Linked DNA regions of Homo sapiens: region 1 is linked to region 2. A link is an interaction called in ENCODE POLR2A ChIA-PET data of the cell type or tissue named here. Cell type or tissue: Panc1. All regions are shown on one strand. Links, peaks and the distances in the headings refer to the core of each region. The heading gives the core; the rest is flanking DNA.

Region 1 (9,423 bases), core at 1-8,000, 450 kb after region 2:
GAACTGAACAGTTTGTGAAGAGGACTGGGCAATACCAAGCAATTGCCCGAGAGCGAGCTGACTCGGCTTAGAGAGGGGGGTGCCTGCCTGGCCCCCACCCCTTCCTTGTCCTATTCCTGGGCCTCCTCCCAGGGTTAAGGGTCAGCGGTGGGATGAAGCTCAGGGGTGGGGCAAGCCAAGGAGTAGGGGGATGGGATGGGATGTGGATGACTATTTTTGCAAAATTACCTGGTTACGTTTGTTTGTTTGTGACAGAGTCTTGCTCTGTAGTCCAGGCTGGAGTGCAGGGGTGCAACCTTGGCTCACTGAAACCTCCGCCTCCTGGGTCTGGGTTCAAGCAATTCTCCTGCCTCAGTCTCCCGAGGAGCTGGGATTACAGACACATGCCACCACGCCCAGCTAATTTTTGTATTTTTAGTAGAGACGGGGTTTCACCATGTTGGCCAGGCTGGTCTTGAACTCCTGACCTCGTGATCCACCTGCCTTAGCCTCCCAAAGTGCTGGGATTACAGGCATGAACTACCATGCCCAGCCCTTGGTTGCTTTTTAAAAGCTAAAAGTTGAAATTTTTTGGTCCATGTCAAGCCATGCCTGGAGTGAATAGGGAGGTGACAGAGGCCACATCAAATTGCCCAGCCCCCCCCCAAGCCAGCTAACAGGTCTGCGAGCTGATTCTGTGCCCTCTTTGTTCAGGCTGCTGGCTTCTGGGAGGACAGACTTCAAAAAGGCCTGGTGGCCTGCAGAGGCCGAGCACAAGGACACCTGATCCACAGCGGTGGGGTCACAAAGGAAGCAGCAGGGGGAGGCCCCGTCCTGGCCTCCAGACATCCACACGCGCTGAGCATCAGCCAGGGAAGCTGTGAGCTCAGGAGGGAGTCCCAGGAGGGACAGAGGCCACTCCAGGGCGAGACTCGAAATGACCCTGGCGAGGATAATGAGGCCTGAGGCAGTGGGGACAACAGAAAGTGGCCAGAGTGGATGGGATGTTTGGAATATTTAGAATTTGGTGAGGGACTGCCTTTGAGAGCTTGTATAAAAGCCTTTTCGAAGAAGCACCTGGGTATGTGGTATAGGCAGAGGAGTGAGTGAGTGCATTCTTCTCAGGTGGAGAACCTGGTGGAGGACACAGCTTCCAGGGACACATTGGGAGTAAATCAGCCATAGGGTCCTGGAGGGATTTTCATCTATGGATTTGAGGCTCAGAGCGAGCTCCTGCCCACCCAGGCACTGCTGGACAAATCTGCTGAAGGGTCTTTGTCCCTTAGTGCACCTCATCTCTGAGATGACTGGTCACCAGCCATCCTGGAAGCACCACCACGGACATAGGTGCTTAGCTCTGGAAGCCACTGGAAATTCCAGGGGTTAATGTCCAGCCCCTTGCCGCCCGCCTCTACCCCATCAATCTCATACCTTTTATCTCCATGAGCAGCCCCCATGAGGTGAGGCTGGGGAATGATTAACCCCATTGGATAGGTGCAAGGCGAGGCCTGAGAGTTGTAGGGTGGGGATGCTCTGCAAAATCACTCAGAGGCAGAGAGAATGGAACCCAGGTCTGAGGCATGAAAAGATAGAACCTTCTGTCCTGCTAACCTTCTGTCTATACTTAAAGACTGGGTAAAACATAAACATTCTTTCAAATACCCAACTGAGTTTCCGAGATTAAAAAAAAAAAAAAAATCCCCAGGGACCAAAAACAAAGAGAAAAGCCAAAAATCACAGTGACAAGCAGGTGTTTATTCTTTGGCTGTCCTACAGGGTGGGCCTATGGGTGGCAAAGGGAGGCAGGAGATGGGCGTGGGAGGTGGTGGCTTTTGCTAATGTTGGTAACCAAAGGAGCTTGGATTTTATACCTGTGGAGGGAGGGATAGGAGACAAGGCCTGGGACCCTTGCCAGCAGAAATTTGGAACCAGAATAAAACTGGACCCATATCCTCAATGAAAAAAGCAAATGGTGGGGAAAAATCACCCTTTCACAAAGGGAAAAGACAAAAAAGTTGTAGTCTCATTTCTGGCTCGGCTGGAAAAAATTTGAAAAGAATGATCTCTTGAGAAATTTTAACTCTAGACCTTCACTAACACACATTTGAGGTTTGAATTTGTATTACCCATATGGTCCCAGGACTCCCAAGTATAGAAATTAATATAAGAAAAAAACCTGGGGCGAGTTACACCACAGACATGTGGCTACTAGTAGCAAATGCAAGCCTCTGTGGATAGCCCTACCCACAGTAAAGGCCACACAGGATTCTCACAGATAAAACCATTGTAAATGTGAGCTCACTATCCAAAATTACAAAAACACGCAAGCCACAAAGACAAATAGCAAAACAACCAACAGTACATACAGAATCCTGCACCCAACACGTTATTTTCAAACATGCATTGAAGATGTCCTAAAACTGCCAGGCACAATGGCTCATGCCTGTAATCCCAGCACTTCGGGAGGCCAAGGTGGGCAGATCACCTGAGGTCAGGAGTTCGAGACCAGCCTGGCCAACATGATGAAACCCCATCTCTACTAAAAATACAAAAATTAGCCAGGCATGGTGGCACATGCCTGTAATCCCAGCTACTCGGGAGGATGAGGCAGGAGAATCACTTGAACTCGGGAGGCAGAGGTTGCAGTGAGCCGAGATCGCGCCACTGTACTCCAGCCTGGAAGACAGAGTGAGGCTTCGTCTCAGGGAAAAAAAAAGAAAAAAAAGTTTTCCTAAAATTGTCATGTATATCATATAGCAGGAGATAAAGCAAGTCTCAATAAATTTCAAGAAATTGGCATCTCAGATCATGTGTAATTAATTAAAAATCAATAGCAAATAGTGATAAAAACAGTGTTGTACTGGCATAAAGTTGGCCGTATAGACCAAAGGAATAGAAAGGAGATCCCACCATAAACCTTCACATGTATGGTCAGATGATTTTTGACAAGGGTGCCAAAACCATTCAATGGTGAAAGGACAGTCTTTTCAGTGCTGGGAAAACTGGATATCCACATACACAAGAAGGAAGTTGTATCCTTACCTAATGCCATATACAAAACTTAAAATGAATCAAAGACTGAAATGTAAGACTTTAAAAAACTTTGAGAAGAAAATATAGGGCAAAAGCTTCATGACACTGGATTTGGCAAAGATTTCTTGGATATGACTCCAAAGGCACAGGCAACTAAGAAAAAAATAGATAAGTTGGACTTCATGAAAATTTAAAAATTTTTGTGCATTAAGAGACTATTAACAGAGTAAAAAGTCAACCCACAGTATGGGAGAAAACATTTGCCAGTCATGTATTTGATAAGGGACTGATACCGGAACACATAGAGAACTGCTAAAACACAGCAACAACAAAAACCAAAACCTGATTCAAAATAGGCAAAGAACTTGAATAGACAGCTCTCCAAATAGGATATACAAAGAGTCAAAGGTCACATGAAAAGATACTCAACATCACTAACCATTAGGGAAATGTACATCAAAACTACAATGAGATGCCAACTCATACCTATTAAGATGGCTACTATTTAAAAAAATAAATGTTGGCAAGAATGTGGAGAACTTGGAACCCTTGTGCACTGTTGGTAGGAATATAAAATAGAATAGCTGCTGCAGTATGGCGGTTCCTCAAAAAATTAAAAATGCCATGTGATCCAGCAATTCCACTCCTGGATATATACTCAAAAGCATTGAATGCAGAGTCTGGAGAAGATATTTGTATACCCATGTTCATAGAAGCGTTACTCACAATAGCTAAATGTGGAAGCAACTCAAGTGTCCATCAATGGAAGAATGGAGAAGCAAAAGATGACATACACATACAAGAAAGGCAATACACATACACAAAAAGAAAGGCATTCTGACATATGCTCCAACATGAACAAACCTTGAGGCTATGATGCCAAGTCAAGTAAGCCAGTCATAAGAAAGACATATACTGTATGATTCCACTTACATGAGATATTTAGAGTAGCCAAAATCATACAGAGACAGTAGAATGGTGGTTGTCAGGAGCTTAGGAGGAGGAAGGATGTGGAGTTAGTGTTTAATGGGTATGAAGTTTCAGTTTTATTTATTTATTTTTAAATTTATTATTATTATTATTATTACTTTTTTTTTTTTTTTTTGAGACGGTGTCTCGCTCTGTCGCCCAGGCTGGAGTGCCGTGGCACAGTCTCGGCTCACTGCAAGCTCCGCCTCCCAGGTTCATGCCATTCTCCTGCCTCAGCCTCCCTAGTAGCTGAGACTACAGGCACCCACCACCATGCCCAGCTAATTATTTTGTATTTTTAGTAGAGATAGGGTTCTACCGTATTAGCCAGGATGGTCTTGATCTCCTGACCTCGTGATCCGCCCGCCTCGGCCTCCCAAAGTGCTGGAATTATAGGCATGAGCCACCGTGCCCGGCCAATTTACTTATTTATTTATTTTTGAGACGGGCGGAATCTCACTCTGTCGCCCAGGCTTGAGTACAATGGTGTGATCTCGGCTCACTGCAACCTCTGCCTCCCAGGTTCAAACGATTCTCCTGCCTCAGCCTCCTGAGTAGCTGGGATTACAGGCATGCGCCACCACGCCTGGCTAATTTTTGTATTTTTAGTAGAGACGGGGTTTCACCATGTTGGCCAGGCTGGTCTTGAACTCCTGACCTCGTGATCCACCCGCCTTGGCCTCCCAAAGTGCTAGGATTACAGGCGTGAGCCACCGTGCCCGGCCTGAAATTTCAGTTTTACAAGACAAAAAGACTTCTGGGATGGATGGTGGTGATGGTTACACAACAATGTGAATGTATGTAATGCCACTCCACTGTACACTTAAGAATGGGTAACACAGCCGTAAAAAGGAATGACATCATGTCCTTTGCAGGGACATGGATGAAGCTGGAAGCCAGCATCCTCAGCAAACTAACACAGGAACAGAAAGCCAAACACTGTATGTTCTTACTTATAAGTGGGAGTTGAACAATGAGAACACATGGACACAGGGACAGGAACAACACACACCAGGGCCCGTCAAGGGGTGGAGGGGAGGGAGGCATCAGGACACATAGCTAATGCATGCGGGGCTTAAAACCTAGATGAGGGGTTGATAGATACAGCAACCCACCATGGCACATGTATACCTATATAACAAGCCTGCACATTCTGTACATGTATCCCAGAACTTAAAATAAAATTTAAAAAAAAAATAGTTAAGATGGAGCTGAGGGCAGTAGCTCATGCCTGTAATCCCAGCACTTGGGGAGGTTGAGGGGTGGATCACTTGAGGCTCGGAGTCTGAGACCACCCTAGGCGACATGGCGAAACCCCATCTCTACAAAAAATAGAAAAATCAGCTAGGCATGGTGGTGTGTGCCTGTAGTCCCAGCTACTCAGGAGGCTGAGGTGGGAGGATCACTTGACCCTGGGAGGTCAAGTCTGCAATGAGTCATGATCGTAACACTGCACTCCAGCCTCGGTGACAGAGCAAGACCCTGCCTCTAAAAAATAAAAAGAGTGGTTAAGATGGTAAATTTTGTTATTGTAACATATTTTACTATGATTAAAAATTTGAAAAACAAAACAAAATCAATAGCAGTTAAGATGGTAAATTTTGTTATTGTAACATATTTTACTATGATTAAAAATTTGAAAAACAAAACAAAATCAATAGCAAAAAGATAACTAAAACCCAAAACTTCATCTATCCGGACAGTAACCCAGAGCTCTCTTTCCCCTGCATCTTGCTCCCTCCCCAACCTTCTGAAATCTTTAGGACAATGAGATTCAAAGATGAATGTGAACATTCCTAATAGCGAGCAGACACGCAGGGGGCGCACAGCCAATCTGACTTAAAGCTGGATGGGAACAGGTCCCCCTCTGATCCCTCTAGAAGGGATGTGGCCTTCATTAGAGCAAATTGGTACCAAAGTCTTTTCTGTCTTTTCCAAAGGATGAGTGAGCTCAGAGCTTGACAAAGACATGAGCCTCCATTTAAATGACGGCCGCCAGCAATCAGCCTTTATGAACACAAGGGCCTGGGAAACATCGGTGCGGAGCCAGGGTGGGCTGATGGAAACAGAACAAAGCCGGGTGGCAGGGGTCCTCAGTCCTGTGAAATAAGGACAAGCCCCCCACCAGCTTATCCTGCCTATCACGCCTCAGGGCCTGAAACTGCAGCGCCAGCAACAGGCTCTTTCAGAGAAGATCTGGATATCCCTAGGAGTTCTCGGTAAAGGCTCAGATACTCCCAGCCGTGAGCAAGGAAACAGGACACACTTTGGAAAAGGCAAATGTGGACCCTGTCCCCCAAGGGGACTCATTAAAACGATCGTCACTCGCTAGCTCCCTTGGCAGTCCCTGCTGGCACACACGGCTTGGTCTCTGTGCAGTGGTGCCCTTGTAGAAGGCTTCTGCTCTTATCATCTCTGGTTCCCTCTGGGGGGCTCATCTGCCTGCCTGCCTGCCTTTCAAACTCAGGCACCATAAAGAGACCCTTGTCCATGAGACAGGCGGCCTGGTTTGCAGCCTCTCGGTCACTTCTCCAGGCCTCAGTGCTCCTCAGCTGGGAAGGAGACTAGGACCCCCTACTTGGCAGGCTTATTTGGATTAAAGGAGATGGTGAGTAAGAAGAAACACCTTCTAGATCTCTGTGTCCAGATATGACCACAATTCTGACTTCCAGTCTGGCATCCCAGCTATCTGCTCACCAATTCTTGATGTCCTCCTCCCATGTAACAGCTTGAGGTGAGTAGGAAAACAGTGGCTTGAGTCCCAGCTCTTCCAGCTGTGTGACCTCAGCCTGGTCAATCACCCTCTCTGGTCTCTGTATCATCTCCTATAAAATGGGGGAGGGGGCTCCCTCTAATTATCCTTCCCAACTCAGAATTACTCTAAGGATAGCTAACACGTACAGAGTGGACTTTACACTAACCAATTCATTAAATACCCACAACCCAGATGTCCTTGTCTGTTTTCTGTTGCTTATAACAGAATATCTGATACTGCGTAATTTGTAAAGGAAAGGAACTTATTTCTTACAGTTATGGAGGCTAAGAAGCTCAAGGTCAAGGAGGCTGTGTCTGGTGAGGGCCTTCTTGCTGGTGGGGACTCTACAGAGTCCCGAGGTGGCACAGGGCATCACAGGGTGAGGGGGCTGAGAGTGCTACCTCATGTCTCCCTCCTACTTCTTATAAAACCACAGCCCCATTCCCATGATAACCCATTAATCCGTTAATCTATGAATGGATTAACCCATTCATGAAAGCGGAGCCCTCATGACCCAATCATCTCTTAAGAGCCCCGTTTCTCAATGCCCCCACACTGGGGATTAAACTTCAACATGAGTGTTGGATGGGACAAATATTCTAACCGTAGCACCAGAGAGCACAGTACCCACAACATACAGATAAGGGAACTGAGGTTCAGAAATGTGATTACTTGCTTAGAAATTCTGGAGTGGTAGAGCCAGGATTTGACCCCATGCGATCATCCTTAACCACCACGCCAACACCGTTCTGTGCATGGCACCGTGGTTAAGGGCACAGTCACTGGAGCTGGACAGCCTGGCTGTACAGGGCCCTGGGAATATGTGCGTATCTGTTCTGTGCCTTAGTTTCCCCATCTATGAAATGGGAAAGGATCGTAATACCCCCTTCCTCCTGGAATTGCAGGGAGCTCTGCTGAGCGCTACACGAGCCAGGCTCTGAGCTGCACACTCGCATTTCACTCTTGCATAAATCCTCCCGTGGTGCAGCCAAGGAAGCCGGAGAGAGTGGCTGAGTCATTTGCTCCAGGTGACTCTATTAGTAAGTTGTGCAGCTGGGATTAAAATCCAACTCCTTGACTTCAAAGTCCATATTTCAATTACTCCACTCCACCTTGATGCAATGCCCTCAAACTCCACGTTTAAAACCAATCTCCCGACTGCAAAGTGCACCCCCCAACAGGCTGCCTGACTCATCTGCTTCCCTGATGGGGCCTGAACCCCAGGCCTTGTGTTTGACTCATTCCTTTCCAGCCAGCCATCAGCGTTTGTGACTAACTGACCCCTTAGTGGAAATGTCACTCGGATCCGTTCCTTCCTCTCCAGCCCTGCTGCCCCCCTGCAGCCCAGACCCCCAAAGCTGAGGACAATGGAGACCAAGTACCCATGCCAAAGTGTAGTGTTGCAAAGGAGCTGAGAAAAAAAAAAATGCTCCTGGTCCCTCACCCCTTCAAGGCTGAGTAGCTAGGGAGCCTCGTGTGTGGTGGGAGGCTGGAGAGGGAGGTGTCTTCTTAAGTGGCTGTGGCTAGTGCTGGTGGCAGGCAAACCTCAGAGAAGAGAAAGAACCAAGCCTGGACCCAGCCCAAGGTGGGCCTGCGGGCTGGCAAGCTCGACGGGCAGGAGCAGGGAGGGGCCCAGCTGGCAGCGCTGCCCACCCCACCCTGGCTTCATGTGTAGTCCCTTCTTCCAACCTGTGGAATCTCTCCACCTGCCCCCCACTTCTAGGGCTCACCTTGGGTACTTGAGCTAGATCAGGAGACAGATGGTATTTGAGGAGGAGCTACCAGGCACCCTTGATTCCTCGCTGGACACACACGAATGGCCACCCAGGTGAGATCTCAGGTGCCCCTACCTCACCATAGGCAGGTTAGGTTTATGCATACCCATTTTACAGATGAGGAAAGGAAGTTTCCCCGAGCCCTAGGACTCAGCTTCCCTGTCTCCAAGTGCAGTGGCTGTAGAACCCTGGGAGCCACCTGAAAATGCCTTTCCTAGAGGAGCTGCAGAGGTGGCCACCATTCCTTAGGGTCCATTGGGCAGGAGGAATCAAATGTACCCTGGACATGCCCTGGGTGCCAGTGACCCACATATGAAGAACATAAGGTTTGAGGCCTTGAGGAGTCCACAGCCTCATTGGGGAAACACAAGTTACAGACAGTGCAACAGAAACTGGTGCTGGGACCACTGGTGAGCCAAGGAGGGGGCCATGGTGGCAGTTTTGAGACACACTCCAGAGGTGGAGGGGGAGAGTACGGGGAGGAGGGGGCTTCCCAGGACGGACTTGGCTGCCTCCTCACCCAGCAGGGGCCAGTCCACACACCCTTTGAAGGGCAGTGTCAGAATGTGAGCTGGGGAACCTGAGTCTGACAACTTCGGGTTCAAATGCCAGTGGTACCCCCACAGACCAGGGGCTTCAGGACAAATGACCGAATGTCTCTGAGCTTTGATTTTCTCATCTGTGACATGGAAAGATTATACTGTAGAGTTCCAGGGCTGCCAAGGTGAGAGCCCAGTACAGTAAGAAGTGGCAGGAGGAATAGGCCAGCAAACAGGGGCTGCAGGAGGCCCTTGAGACAGTGAGGGCACCCCCACCCCGCCCCTACAGCATCCTTGGCCGGCCACTCCTTCTGGTCTTTCTTTACTGGGCCTGGACTCAGGCACGCACTTTCCAGCCAACTCCAAGGGCCCC
Region 2 (11,052 bases), core at 1,432-9,431:
GGGTCGGGGAGGCCTCTCTGAGATTTGAAAGGTATCAAGGGTCCTGCCTGTGGAGCCCTGTGCTGGAACACTCACTCCCGCCAGGGAATGGTGAGTGCGAAGGCCCTGGGGTGGGACAAGGCTCCTGGGCTCCGGTATGAGCTCCTGAGGGAGGGGCTTCATGATATGGGCTCATTCCCAGCTGGATCTCCTGTCTCCCTAGCATGGAGAAGGTTTGTTGGGGGTCTCTGCATCTCTGGGCCTCGTCTGTATTGTGCGTGTGCCCCGCTGTCCCGAGCGGAGGCCTGTGGTGGGTGGGGCGGCTGCCGTGCCTGTGCATGTCACCAAGGGTACATCTCCAAGTGCCTGCTGGCATGCGCTTCCTGTCACGCTTTTCTCTCACCAGAACCCCTAGACAGGCCTCGCCGGAATCCTGCGGTGACAGAACAAGAAGTCCCATTCCATTCCTCCTGAAAAAAAGAAAAAATACCTGCTGGGAATTTCTGAGCAAGTGGGAACAGGGAGGTGGTGGCGGGAGCTGCCTTTGCCTTAAAAGGTGTGACGGAGCCAGGGACTTCGCTCAGCTCACCTGGGGATGGCCACGGGGTGTAGAGGGGTGAGTGGCTGGCCGCCACCTTGTGGGCTCACCCCAAATTGCTCTCTGCCTAGATCTTCGTTGACAGCCTTGCTGGCAGGGGCTGTGCTGCTCTGTCTCTGTCCCCCCACCCAGATGTAGCCCCATGCAGCTGGCAGCTCACCTTCCTCCCCTTGGTTCTCAACCTCGTAGCTGATAATGCAGCTACTTGCTGCAACTTCTGGGGGTCCCTCTGCCCTGCCTCCTGGGCAGTTCCCAGGAGCCCAAAGTCCCTTTCCCTTTCAGGAGCAGTCTCAGGAGCCCGGGCCAGGCCACCGACAGGAGACTGCCTGATGCAAACCTCACGGGAGGCAGGAAATTACAGTAGCCCCTACCCTCCGACACCCCCCGTGGATTCCTGAAACCGCGGATAGTACGGAACCCTCTGTGGATTAGGCTTTTTCTCTCTGATCACCAAGAGGGCTACAAAGTGACTCACGGGCGGGAACGCCTGCAGCGCGGAGACGCTGGACAGAGGAATGAGTCACGATCATCGCTGCATGATTTCATCACCCTGCTCAGAATGGCATGCAATGTCAAATTATGAATTATTTCTGAAATTTTCTCTTTAATATTTTCAGGCTGTGGCTGACTGCTGGAAACTGCAACTAAGGAAAGTGAAACCACAGATAATGGGGGCGCTGCGGTAACTCCACGGGCCTGAGAGTGAGGGAGGAAGGGAGCATCCAGGAACCATCCAGAGCCCAACCTCACCAGCCGCTCACCCACAATCAGCAGCACTCACAGGTCAAGGCAGTGCGCGGGACAGCAGGCGGCAATCATTGTGAGCATCTTGCTCTGTATTAGGCACTGAGCATTTCACACAGAGAAAAAGTCATCAGGCTCACTCCTTGAGGCAGGTTCTGTTATGATCACATTTTACAGTAAGAAACTGGGGCTTGTGGATGAATAACTTGCCCAGGGATGCTGTATGATTGGTGGGGTTGGGACGTGAGCCCAGGCATCTCTTCACCCTCACTCTAGGCTACCAGGGGTCGGTAAAGCCAATGAATGCTGCCTCAAGGGTGAAGGAGAGGGCTCATTTGTTGAGCACCTACGGTGTGCCAAGGTTTGTACTCAACTCTTTTCAGAGTTACCTTATTTTTATTTTTTGAGACAGGGTCTCACTGTGTCGCCTAGGGCTGGAGTGCGGTGGTGCGATCACGGCTCACTGCAGCCTTGACCTCCCAGGCTCGAGCAATCCTCCCACCTCAGCCTCCCGAGTAGCTGGGACTATAGGCACCCGCCACCACGCCCGGCTAATTTTTTTTTATTTTTTAGTAGAGACAGGGTTTCATCGTGTTAGCCAGGATGGTCTCGATCTCCTGACCTCGTGATCCACCTGTCTCGGCCTCCCAAAGTGCTGGGATTACAGGCATGAGCCACCGCGCCCGGCCTAATATTTGTATTTTTTGTAGAGAGTGGGTCTTGTCATGTTGCCCAGGCTGGTCTCGAACTCCTAGGCTTAAACAATCCTCCCCCCTCAGCCTCAGAAAGTGCTGGGATTAAAAGCGTTCAGCTACCTCGCCCAGCCCAGAGTTACCTTATTTATTTATTTACTTATTTTTGAGACAGAGTCTCACTCTGTTATCCAGGATGGAGTGCAGTGGCGCGATCTCAGCTCACTGCAACCTCCACCTCCCGAGTTCAAGCGATTCTTGTGCCTCAGCCTCCTGAGTAGCTGGGATTATAGGCACGCCACCACGCCTGGCTGATTTTTGTATTTTTAGTAGAGATGGGGTTTCACCATGTTGGCCAGGCTGGTCTTGAACTCCTGACCTCAGGTGATCCACCTGCCTCGGCCTCCCAAAGTGCTGGGATTACAGGTGTGAGCCACTGAGCCCCGGCATCACTTCTGTTTTCACAGGGAGGAAATTGAGGCTCAGCAAGGTTAAGTCACAGTCTCCGAGGTCAGACTCTTGGAGTGGCGAGGCGGGGATATAAAATCCAGGCTCCAGACACGAGCGCACAACCATCACACCACGCTGTCCTGGTGCAGGAGGGCTGCGAAAGCTCTGGGTGAGGACTGGAGGGACACTGTTTCCCAGCAGCCACTGCGACCCCCAATGCTCCTTGGCCCCCTACCCTCTCCCAGGCTCCTACAGTGGGCCCCTGCTTCTTTACGGATGAGGTCTCCTGGAGCCCGGTACCACAGCCAGCCCCACCCTTGCTGGGCCCTGAGCCTGCACAGCTGGTCTTCAGGTCACTGGGCTTCATGTGACTATGGAGAAGTGACCCCTCCCCACCCGGTCCCCACCAGAGTCCTGCTTAGCCCGGCAGAGGAAAACGGCTGTGAGGGAAGGCACTAAAGATAGCTGCCTCGCCAACTTCCCCATCCTACTGGCCGCTGTCTCCTCCCCAGTGGGCTTCTCCAGCAGACCTCCACCCCAGGCCATCCTTGAGCCTGGTCAGCCAGCCCGGGGCATAAGCAGGGACCCAGGCGATGGTCACCACCATGGCCGCTGTTACTGAAGACTCACGGGCCCCAGGCACTGGGCCAGGCAGGACTGTGTGCCTTACTGCACAGAAACCCCTCAACAGGGGGCAGCAAGGAGCTGCCTGTCACCCCCACTTGATAGATGGGGATCCAAGCACAGAGGAGGACCAGCTGGTGTGAAAGCCCCAGCTCATCCTCATGCCAGCAGCTGGGAACACACCTGGACATTGACACGCCACGCCATCTTCCCCCATGGCCCAGGGCCTATGGACACACTGGCTTGGCAACACCAGAGCCTATGATGAAGACACCATGTCATCCCCCATCCATCTGTGACACCATCTCCACCCGCAGCAGGAATATTTACATCAGGGAAACAGGCAGACACTAGAGATCAGGGCCATTCCTCCAGGGAGCTGCTTGTTAGACATTTACCAGCACAGCACTGACCCCAACCTTCTGTTCTGCTGGTGACACCAATGGCTGAACCCAGCTGGAAGTGGCAAGGGAGTTTAGTTGATATAGTCCCCAGAAGTCAGCATCCTGGGGCACAGAGAAGTGGGTGAAAGGGCGGCTTGAGGATCTGGAGTGACAGACACAAGATCCAGCCCAATGCCCAGTGCTTCCCTCTTGCTTCCTGGGAACCACTATTCCCAGCGTTTCTCATATACATTTAATCAGAGGCAGGACCTCCCGCCTCAGCAGCTTCCCTGGCTCCACATTGCACATTCATTTACAGCTGACCTGTGAACAATGTGGGGATCGAGGCAGTAACCCCCCATGCAGTAAAAAATCCAGGTGTAACTTTTGACTCCCCTAAAACTTAACTACTGGCCGGGCTCGGTGGCTCATGCCTATAATCCCAGCACTTTGAGAGGCCGAGGTGGGTGGATCACGAGGTCAGGAGATTGAGACCATCCTGGCTAACACAGTAAAACCCTGTCTATACTAAAAAAATACAAAAAAATTAGTTGGGTGTGGTGGTGCGTGCCTGTAGTCCCAGCTACTTGGGAGGCTGAGGCAGGAGAATGGCCTGAACCCAGGAGGTGGAGCTTGCAGTGAGCCGAGATCACGCCACTGCACTCCAGCCTGGGCGATGGAGCGAGACTCTGTCTCAAAAAAAAAAAAAAAATTTTAACACTCAGTAACTTTTTTTTTTTTTGAGACGGAGTCTCGCTCCGTCGCCCAGGGTGGAGTGTAGTGGCACCATCTCGGCTCACTGCAACCTCTGCCTCCTGGGTTCAAGAGATCCTCCTTCCTCAGCCTCCCGAGTAGCTGGGACTACAGGTGCCTGCCACCACACCCGGCTAATTTTGTATTTTTAGTAGAGACAGGGTTTCACCATGTTGGCCAGACTGGTCTCAAACTCCTGACCTCAAGTGATCCGCCCGCCTCAGCCTCCCAAAGTGCTGGGATTACAGGCATGCGACGCTGCACCCGGCCTTAACTACCAATAACTTACTGTTGACTGTGAAAACAGTTGATTAACACATATTTTGTGTGTTACGTGTATTATATACTATAGTCTTATAATAAAGTAAGGTAGAGAAAAGAAAATGTTATTAAGATAATCTGGCTGGGCATAGTGGCTCATGCCTGTAATCTCAGCACTTTGGGAGGCCAAGGCAGGCGGACCGTCTGAGGTCAGGAGTTCGAGACCAGCCTGGCCAACATGGTGAAACCCCGTCTCTACTAAAAATATAAAAATTAGCTGGGCATGGTGGCGCGCGCCTGTTATCCCAGCTACTCAGGAGGCTGAGGCATGAGAATCGCTTGAACCCAAGAGGTGGAGGTTGCAGTGAGCCGAGATCGCGCCATTGCACTCCAGCCTGGGGGACAAGAGTGAGACTCCATCTCAAAAAAAAAAAAAAAAAAAGAAGTGGAAACTCCAAGTCCAAATCCGTGTTGTTCGAGGGTCAGCTGTATTTTTTTTTTCTTGATCCAGGTTTTTGCTCTGTCGCCCAGGCTGGAGTGCAGTGGTGTAATCTCGGCTCACTGCAACCTCTGCCTCCCAGGTTCAAGAGATTCTCCTGCCTTACCCTCCCGAGTAGTTGGGATTACAGGCACAGACCACCACGCCCAGCTAATTTTAGTATTTTTAGTAGAGTTGGTGTTTCACCATGTTGGCCAGGCTGGTCTCAAACTCCTGACCTCAGGTGATCCACCCACCTTGGCCTCCCAAAGTGCTCAGATGGCAGGAGTGAGCCACTGCGCCCAGCCTTGAGGGTCAATTGTATTCATATGTCACCGTTACCAACCTTTATTAGGCACCAACAGGCATTCAAGGCTCTTCACTAGGCGGCTGCAGCCTGCCAGCTCATCCCAGGCTGCTGTGCCTCAGCCGTGCGAGACCACCAGAGTCGCCCTTCCACCTGTGCCTCGGTGTCCCTGTCTACAATCCTGGTGTGGTGCGTGGAAAAGAGCTGCCTGGGCTGGCAATTGGCAGCTCAAGGGCCAGCCCAGCTCGCAGTTATGCTTTGTTTGGTCCTCAGAGTTGCAAAAGAAAATTAAAGGGTACTGACCTTTGCTTTCACGCAGAACTCACATTTCCAGCTTCTTTAGGCAATAGGGTGATCTGGCGGCAACAGGCTGGAGCTGCAAAGCTGCTGCCCTCCCACCATGGCCCTCCCCAGCCTCTGTCTCAGGGTTACCTCTGCAGGCCTGGCAGCCAGCAGGGTCCAGCACACAGTAGGTGCTCAGTGAAGAACTGGGAGGTGGAAGAGACTGGGACAGAGGGACGAATGAAGCGCCTACCAGCCGCTCCTATGAAACCCCTGTTTGGGTGAGCTTGTTTTACACGAGGCCTTGAATTCAGGAGTTGGCAGACTTTGACCTTTTTTTATTTTTTATTTTTGAGACGGAGTCTTATTCTGTTGCCCAGGCTGGAGTGCAGTGATGCCATCCTGGCTCATCACAGCCTCGACCTTCTGGCACAAGTGATCCTCCTGCCCCAGCCTCCCAAGTAGCTGGGACTACAGGTGCATGCCACCACGCCTGGCAAATTTGTTTTTTTAGACGGAGTCTTGCTCTGTTGCCCAGGCTGGAGTGCAGTGGTGCAATCTCAGCTCACTGCAACCTCTGCCTCCTGGGTTCAAGCATTTCTTCTGCCTCAGCTTCTTGAGTAGCTGGGACTACAGGCGTGTGCCACCACGCCCAGCTAATTTTTGTATTTTTAGTAGAGACGGGTTTGACTATATTGGCCAGGCTGGTCTCCAACTCCTGACCTCGTGATCAGCCCGCCTCAGCCTCCCAAAGTTCTGAGATTACAGGCGTGAGCCACTGTGCCCAGCTCTATGCCTGGCTAATTTAAAAAAAATTATTTTGTAGAGACAGGGCCTCACTATGTCACCCAGGCTGGTTTTGAACTCCTGGGCTCAAGCAATTCTCCAGCCTCGGCCTTCCAAAGTGCTGGGATTACGGACGGACGCCACCACAACTGGCCACTACACTTTGATCTTTAAAAACCTGATCAATAGCATGAGCCTGGAAACCATCCAAAAGTCCACTGGCCCTGAGGCCATCATGCACAGCGTTGTCTCCTCGGCCTGGGAGCGTCACGTGGCAGTGCAGGTGGAGCTGGAGTCACAGACGCCCCTCACGGAGGGACCTCTCAGTGCAGAGCAAAAAGGGCAAGTTGCAGAGAAATTCCCATGTTGCAGAGAGATAGCTGTTCCCTTCTTTCGGCATGTGTGAAGGATTTTATAATTTATTAAAAACATGCAAATGGGGCCAGGCGCAGCGGCTCACGTCTGTAATCCCAGCACTTTGGGAGACTGAGGCAGGTGGATCACCTGAGGTCAGGAGTTTGAGACCAGCCTGGCCCACATGGCGAAACCCCGTTTCTACTAAAAATACAAAAATTAGCGGGGCCTGGTGGTGGGTGCCTGTAATCCCAGCTACTCAGGAGGCTGAGGCAGGAGAATCGCTTGAACCCGGGAGGTGGAGGTTGCAGTGAGCTGAGATCGCATTACTGCACTCCAGTCTGGGCGACAGAGTGATACTGTGTTTCAAAATAATAATAATAATAATACAATAAATAAATAAATAAATAAATAAATAATGAATGGCAAACCCAGTCTGCATTGGCTGCATGGCATAGTGGACAGTGACCGGGATGGGCACTGGGGTGGCCTCCTGTGCCAGCTCTCCTGAGAACTCATGGTGCAGGCTTGGTGAGGCCTGTCTGGGCCTCAGTTTCCTTGTCTGTGGCATGGGGGCTCAGGCTGAGGGAGGGCAGGGTTGCACAATTTCTCAGAGCCCTTTCAGCTGTGAGGCTGGGACTCCAAAGCTCAAAGGAAGTACAGAGTGAAAAGACTGACAGAGAGATGCTGTGGGCTCTAGCAATCAGGGAAGGCTTCCTGAAAGAGGGGGCTTGAGCTGAGCTGTGAAGGCTGAGCAATGCCCTGCCAGGGTTAACCTGAACAGGAAGGGTGGGCATTCATGATGCCAAGGAATTGATTGATGCAGGACAAGAAAGGGCTGGCCAAATTAGGGCTTAGCCTTGGAGGGTTCTTGGCTTCTCCCAGGAAAGAATTCAAGGGCGAGCAGATGGTGTTAAACAGCACCTTTCACTGAAGTGACAGTGTACAGTAGCAGCAGAGGTCTCGCTCTTCCTGGAGCAGGGGTACCCCATAGGCAGTGGGCCCAGACCAGCAGCTCAGAAGCAGGGTTGCCCTCATATTTATACCTACTTTAATTATATGCAAATGAAGGGGCGGGTTATGCAGAAATTTACAGGACAAGGGGGCAACTTCTGGGTTGTTAGGTCAATGCTATAGAAGAGGTTGGCAATTTCAGGGAGTTGCCATGGCAATGGTAAACTGATATGGCACACTGGTGGGCGTGTCTTAGGGGGAGGTGCTTCACCGACCTGTTTTAGCTAGTCCTCAATTTGGTCCAGTGTCTGAGCTGTGCCTCTGGAGTCAAGTCCGACCTCCTACCTCGGAATGAGTTTGTGAGAGAGACTTCAGGCACGCAGGCAGTGAGTTAGGGAGATATTTGCGGGTGGGCTGTGGGAGGCCTTCCCTGAGATCTTCCATTGGACCTCATCCCAGGGTACTCACTTCTCCATCCTGGATGGGTGGGTGGGCGTGGGAAGTGGATCTCATGGCTCGTTGTGCCCCATGAGCCAGGCATTGCACCTGCTCTTGTCGTGCATGGTCCATTTGCTCCTCACACCTGAGGAAGGGGGCGGCAGGCACAAAGGTCACCCCCGTTTCACAGGAGAAGAAACTGGGCTCCACAGCCAGGCTCCTCTGGGCTCGTCTACCTGGGGAGGTAGAGGAGAGGAAGCCCCTTGGGGAAGCAGGAGGCCAATGCTCAGAGCTCCTGTGTGGCCATTCTTCCTGCCCAGAATGCCATTCCCTCTTGTCTGTGGTGGGAACCCCAACTTGCCCTTCCGGGCTTGGCTCCAATGTCACCTCCTCCTGGAAGCCTTCCCTGACCCCCACCTGCATCGGGGTTGCCTGATGTTTGCTCTTTTGCACTCTCTGCTTCTCCCTCCCCACTTTGTGCTCCACGTCCATCTTCCCAGCCAAGCGGGGACCTCCTTGGGTCCCGGGTTGTGTCTGTCTTGCCTTTTTTGTACCCTCTGCACCCAGCACAGTGCTGAGCACATCGTAGGAGTTCAATGAACGTTTGTTGAAAGACCCATTGCCTGAAGGCACGCACGCATAAACTAAGAATGAATGAGGTGACTTGCCCAGGGTCACCCAGATGGTCAGGGCTGCATGGCCCTGGTGGAACAGCAGCACCCAATCCCCTCTGGCCTCCTGCCTGGTTTCCTGCTTCTGTTCTATTTTTTTTTTTTTTTGAGATGGTGTCTCCCTCTGTTGCCCAGGCTGGAGTGCAGTGGCACAATCTTGGCTCACTGCAACCTCAGTCTCCCGGGTTCGAGTGATTCTCCTGCCTCAGCCTCTGGAGTAGCTGCGATTACAGGCTCCTGCCACCACACTTGGCTAATTTTTTGTTGTTGTTGTATTTTTAGTAGAGATGGCATTTCACCATGTTGGCCAGGCTGGTCTCGAACTACTGACCTCAAATGATCCACCTGCCTCAGCCTTCCAAAGTGCTGGGATTACAGGCGTGAGCCACCGTGCCCAGCCCCACTTCTGTTCTTGATGCTCACATCTATCCTTTACCCGGCGGCCAGAGTCAAACAAACCCCTGTCAGATTGCACCCTGCCTCTGCTGCACACCCTCCATAGCTCTGCTGGATGCAGAGTGAGAGCTCAGGCCACCACAGTGCCCAGGACCCGCTCCTCCCAGGCCTCATGGCCACACAGGTCTCCTCTCTGTTCCTGCAATGCAGCAGGCTGGCCACCGCCTCGGGCGCCTTTGCACTGGCTCTCCCCGATTCTTGGAATGCTCGTCCCTGGAAATTTGCAGAGGCCACTTTCTCAGCTGCAACCTTGCTGCCCCAGGGCTCCTGACCCCGCACCCCACTCTGCCTCCTCTGTTCCAGGCACTGTCGCCTGCCACCGGCAGCAGGATGCACTTCTGTGTCATGGTCACTGCGTGTCTCCCCGAGTCCCACTAGGGCAGGGCCCTTTATTTGGGTCTCTGTTCTCCAGGCTTCCAGAGAAGGGAGGGCGGGGGAGATGTGGTCTGGAGCGCGTGAGAGACCGGGGAGAACTCCAAGGTGCAGCAACTTCCTCAAAGCAAATTTAGGAAAAGCTGAAGTGAAAAAGGCTCGGGCAGCTGCGTGCTTCCTGCAGCCGGTCCGGAGCCCAGGGCATGTGTCTGGGTCTGTGTGTGACTTGTGTGTCTGCATGTCTGTCTGTGTGAGTGTATATTGTGGGGTGGGGGGCAGTGGATTCTGGAACCAGGGACCTCTCAGAGCCTCAGGGGGCAGAGCTAGGTGGTCTCTGGCCCAGGGGCTCCAGACAGGGGTTCTGGTTCCGCAGAGCTGTGGGGCTGGGTGCTTCTGTCCTTTTCCCCTGGGGCAGAGTGACCTAAGAGGACAGGATGCGTGTAAACTCTGGAGCGGACTTTCAGGGTTCCATTCCCAGCTGCACCACTTCCTGCGTGACCTTGAGGAAGTGATTTAACCACACTGTGCCTCAGTCTCATCATCTGAGAAATGGACATGCTGAGGCTCCTGCCGCCATGCTTGGCTAATTTTAATTAACAGGCCACCTCCTGTTGTTGCCAGGATTTGATGAATGAAGGCGTGTGAGCGGCTGAGACCCACATTTGGCCGTCAGCTCACATTCACCACGGGCGTCAGTCTAAGATCCAGTGTGAGCGAGACCCAGGCCAGCCTCAGGGAGGGGGCGCCAGGCAGAGGGAGAGGCCGCCAGTGCTGTGCAGTGGTGTGAGGGCTGGGGAGGCAAGCTGGGGAGGCAAGCTGGGGAGGGGTCCCACCCCAGGCAGGGAGCCCGGAGGAAGGCGGTCTCAGGGGAGGCTGAACAGGCCAGGAAAGAGGAAGAAGAGAAAGTGGCCACAGGGACAGGGCAGCAAGGGTCAAGCCTGCAGGGGGAGAGATGGATGGGTGAGGGCTGCGAGAAACTCGGGGATACCCATGCCCAGTGGGACCAAGGGATGGGGCTGGAGTGCAGCCACATGTTCCACCTCCCCCAAGTGCCAGGCTGCATTGGACTTTGTCCTGGAGCCGTGCAGAGCCATGGGAGGTTTTTGAGCAGGGGCTCGGAGGCCTCAGCTCATGGTTTCCATCTGGTTCCAGGCTGATGGGGAGGCACCATCACAGCCCAGGTCAGGAAGGTGAGACACTCATACCAAACACTTAGAAAACAGGGCCAGAGGCCGGGCGCGGTGGCTCACGCCTGTAAACCCAGCACTTTGGGAGGCCGAGGCGGATGGATCACCTGAGGTCAGGAGTTCGAGACCAGCCTGGCCAACATGGTGAAACCCTGTGTCTACTAAAAATACAAAGAATTAGCCCGGCGTGGTGGCGGGTGCCTGTAATCCCAGCTACTCAGGAGGCTGAGGCAGAAGAATCGCTTGAACCCAGGAGGCGGAGGTTGCAGTGAGCCAAGATTAC

The links. Peaks named below come from ENCODE experiments on the same cell type or tissue, not always from the same donor. Only the 100,000 strongest peaks of a DNase experiment are listed, where the experiment ranks them.
Region 1: POLR2A ChIA-PET joins it to region 2 with 11 read pairs; 8 of 35 experiments call an interaction of 5 or more read pairs at or near these places.

The regions. Positions count from the first base shown.
Region 1 is chr22:38,850,055-38,859,477 of GRCh38, reverse strand. No RefSeq gene overlaps it. Among named protein-coding and RNA genes, the nearest start is that of NPTXR, 11 kb to the right of the region's middle. In Panc1, for the core only: no CTCF peak of the experiment used is centred there; no DNase peak of the experiment used is centred there.
Region 2 is chr22:39,299,001-39,310,052 of GRCh38, reverse strand. No RefSeq gene overlaps it. Among named protein-coding and RNA genes, the nearest start is that of SNORD83B, 9.4 kb to the left of the region's middle. RefSeq lists an enhancer at 280-1,479. In Panc1, for the core only: CTCF peaks have their summits at 2,945 and 3,156 (motif pointing right); no DNase peak of the experiment used is centred there; H3K4me3 peaks cover 96 bases; H3K27ac peaks cover 3,098 bases.